Linked DNA regions of Mus musculus: region 2 is linked to region 1. Evidence: chromatin loops called from intact Hi-C (ENCODE). Cell type or tissue: heart. All regions are shown on one strand.

Region 1 (5,000 bases):
CCTCCAGAGTAGAAACTTGACATAGATTTAGACAAATGCAGCCACGTGGCCTTCTCAGCTAGTGATTGTCTTAGGGATGATCATGTGACCCAAAGCCTGGCTAATCAGCCAATAAGGTTTCATCCCGGGCTTTGGATGAAAGGCAGGGAAAGGTGCCTCTTTTCTGTTGGACTTGACAGTGAGGCTTTAAGCCTGGTGATGCCATGAACCTCTGTTGGAGAAAGTATGATCCAACATGGCCATGAAAGAAATGATTTCAATAGAAAGGGGTGGGGATGGAGTCCTACACCCCTCCTGAACACTTACCTCGTCATCAAAAGCTAGTAAGTTCCAAAGCACAAGCTAACATGCTGTGTTCTGATGCTTGTAGCTACGCCACAGTTCTTAGAGGAAATACTCAGTGCATTTTTACCTTGGCCTCTTTACTGTTCAGGACACTGTGGCACGCAGGAGGTGCTCCGTGTTTACTGACCCTGGAGGTACCTCTACTACCTGCATGCAGGCAGTGTCCAGTGGGTTCCTAGGGAAGGTGTCTGTGACTGATGCGGAGAGTAGGTGCCCAGCCACTCCTCAACTGAGGAGGTTAAACATGGTCATGCTTAAAGCAAGAAAGTCCTATAGGTCCCCCAGCCACAGAGTACCTTAAAGGACTCACAATTTAAGGGGGATTAGTTTTTCCCTCTTCGTATGGTCTGAGGAAGGCCAATCTCTATTTTAATGATGTCATTTTAATCATTAATTGTTTTCTCCTAGATATCTGCAAACAATTGGGGACTGGTGAAGGCTCCGATTTCTCTCACTGAGGCAGCAAGGCAGGAGCCATAAGACTTGAAACCAAGACCTCAGTGTTCCACACTTACTTCTGGAACATGGGGCAAACCACTTTAGTTCTCTGAACTGTCACCATCTGTAAATGTAGTTTTGACAGGTACCCTGCCGTTGATACTGACCAGATAGGAAAGCAAGCTGGGAAGCGCTCAGTGGGTGGGGACACCGGGCAGAGACTGAAGTGCCATTCTCACCAGGTGCTGGTGCATCTTTCCGCGTGCCCTTTGTCTCTTACCTTTCTGTCATGGCCACCTGCTCCAGCATAGCAGAGCCTGTATTGGCCTTCCAGTTTCCAGAGATGGAGGTTCTCCTGGGTTAGAACAAACCACACATCAAGGACTTTATAGAGATCTCTATCACTAATCTGCCTTCCTTCTTTGCTTTTGTGGTTAGGAGATGTTATTTCAAATATGTGGCCCAATTTATGCATAGCATGTACTTTTATTATCTGTAATTTCCATTAGTGCTAACTGATTTATTTATTCATGGATACTATGTATTGTTTTCTAAACATTTTTTTGAAATTTAAAGATTAAATTGTATTTATTTATGTCTTTTGTTTATTGTATTTTCTGTGTCTGAGTGTTTTGTTTGTATGCTGTGTGCCATGTGTGTGCCGTGTGGATGCTGGGAACCAAAGCCTGGTCCTCTTCAAAAGTGATATAATTTCTGTAATTGCTGAGCCATCTCCCCAGCTGCTGAGCCATCTCCCCAGTCCCTAGGTTAAAATTTAAAAAGGCTGACACCTCAGATAAAATGACACAAACGTTGGTGCTGCTGTATGGCCAAACCAGATTCCACAAGCCCCAGCTTGACTTTTATCATCTTATGGTGCTTTTGGGAGATAAGGAAATCTTCATTCAGCAAGTAATGCCTGGGAAAGAGAAGTTAGGCCTCTGGGGTCATGCCCTTAAAGGGATCCTGGTACTTCTTGTCCCTTCTTGGTTTCCTGGCTACCATGAGGTGAACAGTCTCTATGAGAGTGTTACCATAGGAACAGGGACAAGAAACCATAGGCTGAAACCTCTGAAACTGTGAGCTGAAATAAACCTTTCTCCCTTTTAAGTTGGCTAGCTCAAGTACTTTGTTACAGTAATGGAAAAAGGACTAATATGCATGACCTCTTGTTTTTGAGGAGAACTAGGGCATTGTATCACCTTGTGATTCTGGAATTTGTCGAAGGTTTAAATGTGGGAAAAATGGTCTTAGGGAGGAAGTGATTACTCTCCCATGGTGAAGAGTTTGGAAGGCTTTGTGACCTCTGCTTGCCTTGTCACCCCCTCTCAATTCCGTTTCTGGACTTCCTTCTGCATCAGTCATGGCTGTCTTCCTTCTCAGGGCTTGCCCGTGCACGGCTGGTGTCCTGATTTGAACCCTACACTCTCACTTTCACTTTTGGCTCAGGCAGCCTTTGTTACCACCTTTGCCTTCCTAAGTCCTTGCTCATCTCTCAGGCTTCATTTGAATGTGGCTTGAAGCATACCTTCCTGGACATTCATAGACTGCTCTGCCCTGCTTCCCTCCCCTCCCTTACCCTACTTTCTCCTTTCCTCCCCTCACCCTCCCTTCCCCTCTTCTCTCCTCTTTCCCCCTTTCCCTTTCTTTCCCATTCCCCTTCTCCTCCCCCCTCCTCTTTCTCCTATCCTTTCTTCTTTCCTCCTCTCTTCTCCCTTCCCCTCCTCTCTCCTCCCCTCCCCTCTTCTCCTCTACTTTCCTTTTCTCTCTTCTCTCCCCTCCCCAGTACTGTGCTCAGGAGTGCTCATCTAACCTGCCTGATAGAGGAGAAGCCCTTTAAAAATGGGGATCATATATTTCAACTCTATCCCTTGAGGACACCATTCCAAGGGAACTCAGCATATAGTAGGTGCCCAATAGCTCCTGACTGGGTGAGGGATGATATAAGCTGGGGAGAACCCAGGACACATTTGGACTCCTGTAAGCAGGCCCCTAATTAATGCTGTATTTTATAAGCGCCTTTATCATGGTATCTCTTCACAGCACTAGAACAGTACCCAAGATACAGCTCATCACTGAGAAAAGCCAAGGCAGGAGCTCGAGCAAGGATGGGGGAGCAGGGACTGATGATGCAGAGAGATCATGGGAAAGCTGTTTATTCATTTGCTTTCTAGTTCATGTTCAATTACTTTGTTAATATAGCCCAGGGCTACCTGCCCATAGGTGGCACCATCTACATAAGGTTGGATCCTTCTCCACCAATTAAGTAATCAAGAAAATGCCTCACGGACTTAACAGCACGGCCAATCTGATGGAGACAATTCCTCAACGAGAGTCCTTCTTCTCAGGTGTGCCTAATGTTTGTGTCACAAAACTGTGACAACAGGGTTCATAGGCTTAGCCTTCATCCTGGATTTGGTTTAATCTAAGGGGATAAAGCTGACCCCTCCTTAGGCAGCTCACTTCCGGTCTTTAGTAGCTTTGAGCCAGAGGACTGGTGAGGTAAATTAGCAATGGATATGAGTTCCAGGGAAGCACATGAAATCCCAAAGTCACTGGCTGTGTGTGGCTCCAGGACATGTTCATTGAGCCGTGCCTTGGCTGTTCAATGACAGCATTTGGCATTGTGCATTAGAGGTGATAGAAGGCAAGAACCGATGAACACGGAGCTTCTAGCACGTTCTAGTGATTTACCATGGGCAGCATCTCCCAGTCTTCAACTTCTTCCTTGGTATAATGGGAATCATTGTAGACCAAGTGAGACCCTAGTGTGGTCCTGTATGAATGAGAGGAAATATTCCCATCAGCCTCTCAGCACAATTGGGCTGTACTGTTTGTTATTTTTAGTAAGAGGAGATGAGAAGGCATTGAAGAGCTAAAGCAGCAGGAACTCAAACCAGATGGCTTTCCTTCCAAGAGGATGATGGCTGGGAGAGCTGGTACCTGAGGCCTGCATTAGCATCTGAGACATGTGTCCAAGGGTTTCCAAGCATCAGCATGTATCAGCCCCACAGAGCTGAAGGAGATGGCACCAGTGTTATCCTCTCTTGATGGTAGATGCCCTCAAACTGTACCCTACACACTCATCATGCAGAGGTCATGGAGTCCATTATACATGGATGAAAGGTCCCTTGTTTTTGACTTGAATGAGATGCAACCAGTGGGATGTAGGGTAGTATGCAGATAGTGGTCAGAGCAGCTATCTGGACTATAATTGCCTTTATTTATCTGGGCTGGTGTAAGAGAATCATGAACTGTGTGGTTTGTAAGCAACAACTCATTTCTTGTAGTTCTGGAGGCTGGAAAAACTAAGCTCAAGATGCCTAAAGATTCAGGTTTGGTGAGGACACATTTTCTGGTTCTTAGACCGTGCCTTTTTACTGTGTCTTCATGTAGTGGCTGAAGCAAGGGGTACTTTCTGAGTTCTTTTTCTAAAAATGCTGCCTTAACTTGATACAGCCTAGGATCATTGGAAAAAGGCATCTCAGTTGAGAGACTTACTAGGTCAGAATAGCCTGTGAGCATTTCTGTGGGACTGTCTTATTGCTAATTGATGCAGGAGGGCCCAGCCCATGGTGGGTAGCGCTATTCCCTAGAGAGGTGTTCCTGGGCTGTATGAGAAAGCTAAAACCATGGGTCTATTAGTCAGCCAGCAAATAAGTTTTTTTTTTCATGGTCTCTGCTTCAAGCTCCTACTTGAGTTTCTGCACTGACTTCCCTCAGTGATGGAATGGAAACTGAAATACATTGTTTTCTTCCCTTAAGTTGCTTTTGTTCAGAGTGTTTAACAGTCAGTAACACAATGGAACTAGAACAAGCATTGTATGCTTTCTGGAAGATTCTACCCTGATGGCATATTCTCCTCTCTGAACCTCTTCCTAAGATTACCACTTAAGAAGGGGTGGACTTTCAATAGGAGTTTGGGGTGGGAGGGTATCTAAGACCAAATGTACAACCTTAGAGGTGGAGGAGAAGCTTCTGGCCTGAGCAACTTTGGACAAAGAGTGAAGACAGAAAGACTGGAGGTAAATGATACTTTCTATAAGCACGTGCTGTGGTTGACAGCGTTGTGTCCCACTGGACCACCAGGCAGAGGCTGAAACTGTTCACGTGGACGACGGTCAAGTAAAGAGCCCATTGAGTGATGGATGGTGGAAGCCAGCTCTTCCTTGGCTGGCATAGATGTATAGACAAGCAATCTGGGAGGGCAAAAGTGA
Region 2 (5,000 bases), 65 kb after region 1:
TGTAATTCTTTCCTTGAACCCGTTTCCTCCCTCCTCAGAGGGAGCCAGTGTGTGGATTCAGTGTTTATTCTTCCCCGGCATTTGTTCCTAATGTTACTATTATATAATTCCTAACAATCACTGTACATCTTTAAGCTTTAGTTTTGGTGCTTTAAGAACATATTCTTTTACACTTTCACACACACACACACACACACACACACACACACGCACACACGCATGCGCACATGCGTACTTTGACTCTGAAGCTCCTACTTTTTCATCCTCTTCCCCTCCCATCAAACACCTTCTTCCACTCAAGTCCTTTCCCTGCTTTCATGTCTATTTATTTGTTTGTGACACACTGCTTTAAACGAGAGTCGCCTGTGAGAGCATAGGAGGGGAAGCCATTTATGTGAACAAGGCTCACCAGTGAGGAATATGACTCTCCCACCCCCAACCTTTAACTGCCTGCAGCTCCTCAGGGAGGGGTGGGGCCTCTCCCCCATTCATGTTGGCATGCTGATTGGCCCAGCCTTGTGAGGTCATGGGGGTGCGACAGTTACAGCTTTATCACGCCTCCCCTCCCCAGCTCTCACATTCTTCCCACCACCCTTTCTGCAATGTTCCCTGAGCCCTAGAGTGGGTGACATCCTTGCCACATTTAGGACTGAGCACTCCACTCTTTTTCTGAGCATTCGATCAACTGTGAGTCCCTGTGTTGGCTGTCACCCAATGTAGGCAGATGCTTTTCTGACCAAGGCTGGGAGCTCTATGGGTATAAATGTAAATATTTAGAAGGAACTTTGACATCATGTTCATATAGCAAAAGGATTGTATTATCCACTTGCCTAGGGCCTATGACTTCTCCAGCCTTGGGGGATCTGCATTTTATCATTTTATCGGTTTGAGTAGTGTGAGGTACCCACGGAGTGCATTTTCATTAGGGATCTTTTGTTGCCTGGCACAATCATCACATGAAGCCATCACTGCAAACTGCAGACAAACTCAGCAGTTGAAAGATTGGAGGCTTTGCTTCCATCTCATTTAAAGGTAGAACTGGAGGGGAGATAGATGGGTGTTCTCTTGCCTCTGCCCTGCCCATACTGGTCCTAAGCTGCCTTTGCCATACACGTTTCTGACATCTGTTGACCCTTCCATACCTTCTCCAGCCCAGGTGACCCCTCTCGCCTGCCTGGTGTGCTTCTGCCCTTTGCACAGCACATGTGCCTGTTTACACACTTGTTGCATGTGGATAGTTGATGCTGACATTTACTTTTTCCTAAACAGCTCTTATCGCCTGCTTTTGCAATGCTGTGGAGGGAACCCAGGGGCTGATGGGCCATCAAGCTACACCTTAGCCTATGCTTAGCTCTACATACTAGACTATGCCCAGTCCTTCCATGACACAGTCCTAACCCAGTCACTGCAAAAAACTGCACCCATGTTCCACGCAATTCTGCAATACTCTAGCTACTTTCCTGCTAATGAACAAATATGTGTGTAGTTATTTCTCTCCATCTCCTTCTCCCCCACCTTCCCTGTTACTGCAAACAAATTTCCATACAACACTCCTGTGTAAATGTCCTTTGAGTATTTTATCTCTAAGAGGCTAGGCTTGGAGCTTTCCGGTGAAATATAGGCAGACTTTGGAGATACTGGATAGGTTTCTATGGTCAGTTGTTTTATCTCCAGAAATCAAAGTGGGTGCCATGAATCTGCGTGTGAAGAGTCCACCCATGACATCACCCTTCCCTCCCAGACTAAGACTGATGGTTTTCCAAGAGTCATGTCAGAGCCAGGAATAGGAAGGACCAGGGACCTCTTGTGCAATGTACCTTAGCGTCATTTCCTTCCTGGGCTTTATAGATAAGAACACAGAACAAGCCATTCACTTGAGCTCAGACAGGTTAGAGCAGCAGCACGGCCCCGTGGCTACCCATCGCTTCTGCCCTGTTCCCCTCTTCCATGCTGTGTCTATGGACCCCAAGGGCCGTTCCTATTTCCACCCCTTTGCCACAGCCCAGCCCCTCCCCAAACACAGACAGGTCACAGAGGACAGAAAACATCTTGTTGGCTGGGCTATTTTTTCTCTTCCCTTTGCAACAATAGCTTTATTTAGTTTCCTTGGGGATGGTTTCTCAGGGACCCTTTTCCCGGTCCCATGGCCCCAGACACTCCAGAGTTCAGCACTGCCCCATGGCAAGAGGCCTGACATCCTGTTGGAGGGGGCAGATCCATCTTTGAAAACAGATTCCCCACCCTGATAAGGCCTTATTCAAAAGCACCCAAAGAAGCTAAAATAAGTGGGGCGGCCCTGTGTTCTTGCAGGGTGTTCCCTTGGGAAGATCAGAGTCCGGCAGTCTGAGCCAAGGTTCAACCAACCCCATCCTAAAGCTGAAGCTGGAACTGAAATTACACAGCGGGCACTTGGGGCAGCTTCCTACCCAAGGCGTGCCACCTATAGCTTGGTAATACAGATTTAAGCATGTGGAGAATTAGATTCTGACTGAACCATTGCTATAGTCTGAGTGTGTCTCCAAGGGTTCATGGAGGAAGCCAAGACTCTGGCTTTGTGCTGAGGATACAGGACATTTAAGAGGTAGGGTCTAGTTCGAGTTGCTTAGGTCATTGGAGGGCATTTTAGTAAGTTTTAGTGGGGTATGGTGAGCTCTGCAAGAGTGGGTTGGTGTAAGAGCTCAAATCAGGGGCCTTCCCCACTGCTTTGGCTCCCCACTTCCCCAAATGAATGTATGATTATTCATTGTGCCGGTTAATTTTTGTCAATTTGATACAAACTAGAGTCATCTGGGAAAAGGGGGCCACAACCGAGGAACTGCATGCATCAGATTGGCCTGTAAGTGTGCCCGCCGGGTGGGGGGTATTTTAACTTTTTAAAAGAGAATTTATTCTCATTATTTGAAATTACAGCTAGGTATGCGTGTCGGCATTTGGAGGCCAGAGGTGTCCAAATTCCCGGATCTGAAATTACAGAGGGTTGGGATCTACAGGAGATGGGAGCTCGAGCCTCTGGAAGTGCTCTTGACCACTGAACCAGTTCTCTATTTCTGTGGAGGGCATTTTCTTTTTCTGTCCGAAGGATCTCTCTAGGTAGCTTTGGCTATCCTGGAACTCAGAATGTAGACAATACTGGTCTCTAATTCACAGAGATGCTCCTGCCTCTGACTTCCAAGGCAAATACCACTCCAGGGTGAACAGTTTTAGGCTGTGTAAGAAAGCAAGATAAGTAGGTTACAAAGAGCTAGGTAATAAACAACGTTCCTCCATGGCCTTTGCTTCAGTCCCTGCCTCTAAGTTCCTGCCTCAGCTTTCCTCAGTGATGGAGTGTAACCAGTAAGTCAAATAAATCCTTACTGTCCCCTTCCAAGTGGGCTTTGGTCAGTGTTTTATCACAGCAACCAAAAGCAAACTAGGAGAACCTCTCACTCTTTGTATTTGTGTGTGTGTATATATTTCTTTATAGCCCATTTCTCTACTTCTCTATCGGTGTTCTGAGGATGAAGACCTCTGTTTTGCTTGCCACCATAATGGTAACACACAAGGCCTGGTACATAATGGATGGAGGATCCTCTGAATCTAGAATTACAGGTGGTTATGATCCTGCTGAATATGGATGCTGAGACCCAAACGACTCTAGTCATCTGGAAGAACAGCAAGTGTTCTTAGTCACTAAGCCATTTCTCCAGTTATAGCTTCTATTTTTAAATTCTCATTTTAAATACAAAGAAATGGGGTAAAGAGAGGTGGAAGATTGCTCTAAAGATTACCTAGGAGCTGGGCGTGGTGGCGCACGCCTTTAATTCCAGCACTCGGGAGGCAGAGGCAGGTGGATTTCTGAGTTCGAGACCAGCCTGGTCGACAGATTGAGTTCCAGGACAGCCAGGGTTATACAGAGAAACCCTGTCTTAAAAAAACAAAAAACAAAACAAACGAACCAAAAGATTACCCAGGGAGAAAATGAAGCAGCCTGGATCTACCAGAGCCCCTCACCCTAGCCACCTTGTGGTAGTGACACCCCTGGATCCTCATGCTGTCTGCTACCAAGCACTTTCTTCGGTGGGTGGATGAAAGCCTGCAGACTATGAGGGTTAATCTAGTGTGCATAGAACCTGAGCAGTGTGGGGTAAGATGGTGGAAACAGGAACTCTGGAGCCAGGAGGCGTCTGGTTTCTACTTTTAGAGCTATAGTCTATTGGTTGAGTCACAACCAGATCTGTGACTCAGTTTCCCCACTCTCCAGTAGGAAACTCATTAACATCAAGCTCCCTAAGAAGCAATGGGTTTATGTCTGTTGCTGATTGTGTTTGAGATCAGAGGGTTGTCCTATAATAGGACTGTATAGAGGACTGAGGAGTTCTGGCTAAGAAGCTCTGCAGATACCTTCATTTCAACCTTAAAGCTATTACAAAGAATATTCTCCACGTGTATTCCAACCTCACTCATGTGTCCCACCATGCACCTGGGTGCCTAAGATAGAAATGGCACCTGCCCTGCCTTCCTTAATTCTTATCCTATCCCAGGTCAAGGGCTGGTACTTGGGAAGGTGTAGCTAGGTGGTATTTGCTGGGTGGCCTATGGGCTCTCTGCTCTGATATTCCACCTCTATTTTGCCCCCCCCCCCATTGCGGCTTCTAGTGTGTCTTGGAAAAATACTGGTAACAAATTTAGAATAATTAAACTGAACATGCCGTACCAACAAGCAAGCATTCCTTTTTTTCTTACATTTCCTGTTTCCCTGAGAAGTGCAATAGTCAGAAATGAACAACCCCACAGGCTGGCCCCACCAACAAGCTTTCCTTGTTCTTGCCTGCATGAGCTTAGGGTTGTTGCAGGCTCAGGCTGCCAGCTTATATCCTTACTCACTGGGGGACTCTCCAGGTGACACTTGCATGCAGAGGACATTCTCAGGAGAAGAGTTGGTCTGGAGCAGGGACCAAAGATGCCTGAAAGGTAGAGTATAGGAGCCCACCCTCAGGCTCCTGAAGAGAAAATTCCTCGGG

What was found. Hi-C counts contacts between places; a loop is a spot of excess contacts. Peaks named below come from ENCODE experiments on the same cell type or tissue, not always from the same donor. Only the 100,000 strongest peaks of a DNase experiment are listed, where the experiment ranks them.
Region 2: it touches region 1 in a loop (2.5-fold over the local background); 2 of 42 quality-filtered maps call a loop at or near these places.

What each region holds. Positions count from the first base shown.
Region 1 is chr10:86,072,163-86,077,162 of GRCm38, forward strand. Syn3 (synapsin III) reads right to left here. Exons shown (of 14, transcript NM_013722.3): 9 at 1,064-1,138. Gm51812 (a long non-coding RNA gene) reads left to right here. Exons shown (of 3, transcript XR_003949027.1): 3 at 754-1,071. Among named protein-coding and RNA genes, the nearest start is that of Gm51812, 5.6 kb to the left of the region's middle. In heart, a CTCF peak has its summit at 3,010; no DNase peak of the experiment used is centred here.
Region 2 is chr10:86,137,314-86,142,313 of GRCm38, forward strand. All of the region lies in intron 6 of Syn3 (synapsin III), which reads right to left. Among named protein-coding and RNA genes, the nearest start is that of Gm35636, 22 kb to the right of the region's middle. In heart, no CTCF peak of the experiment used is centred here; a DNase peak (open chromatin) is centred at 2,008.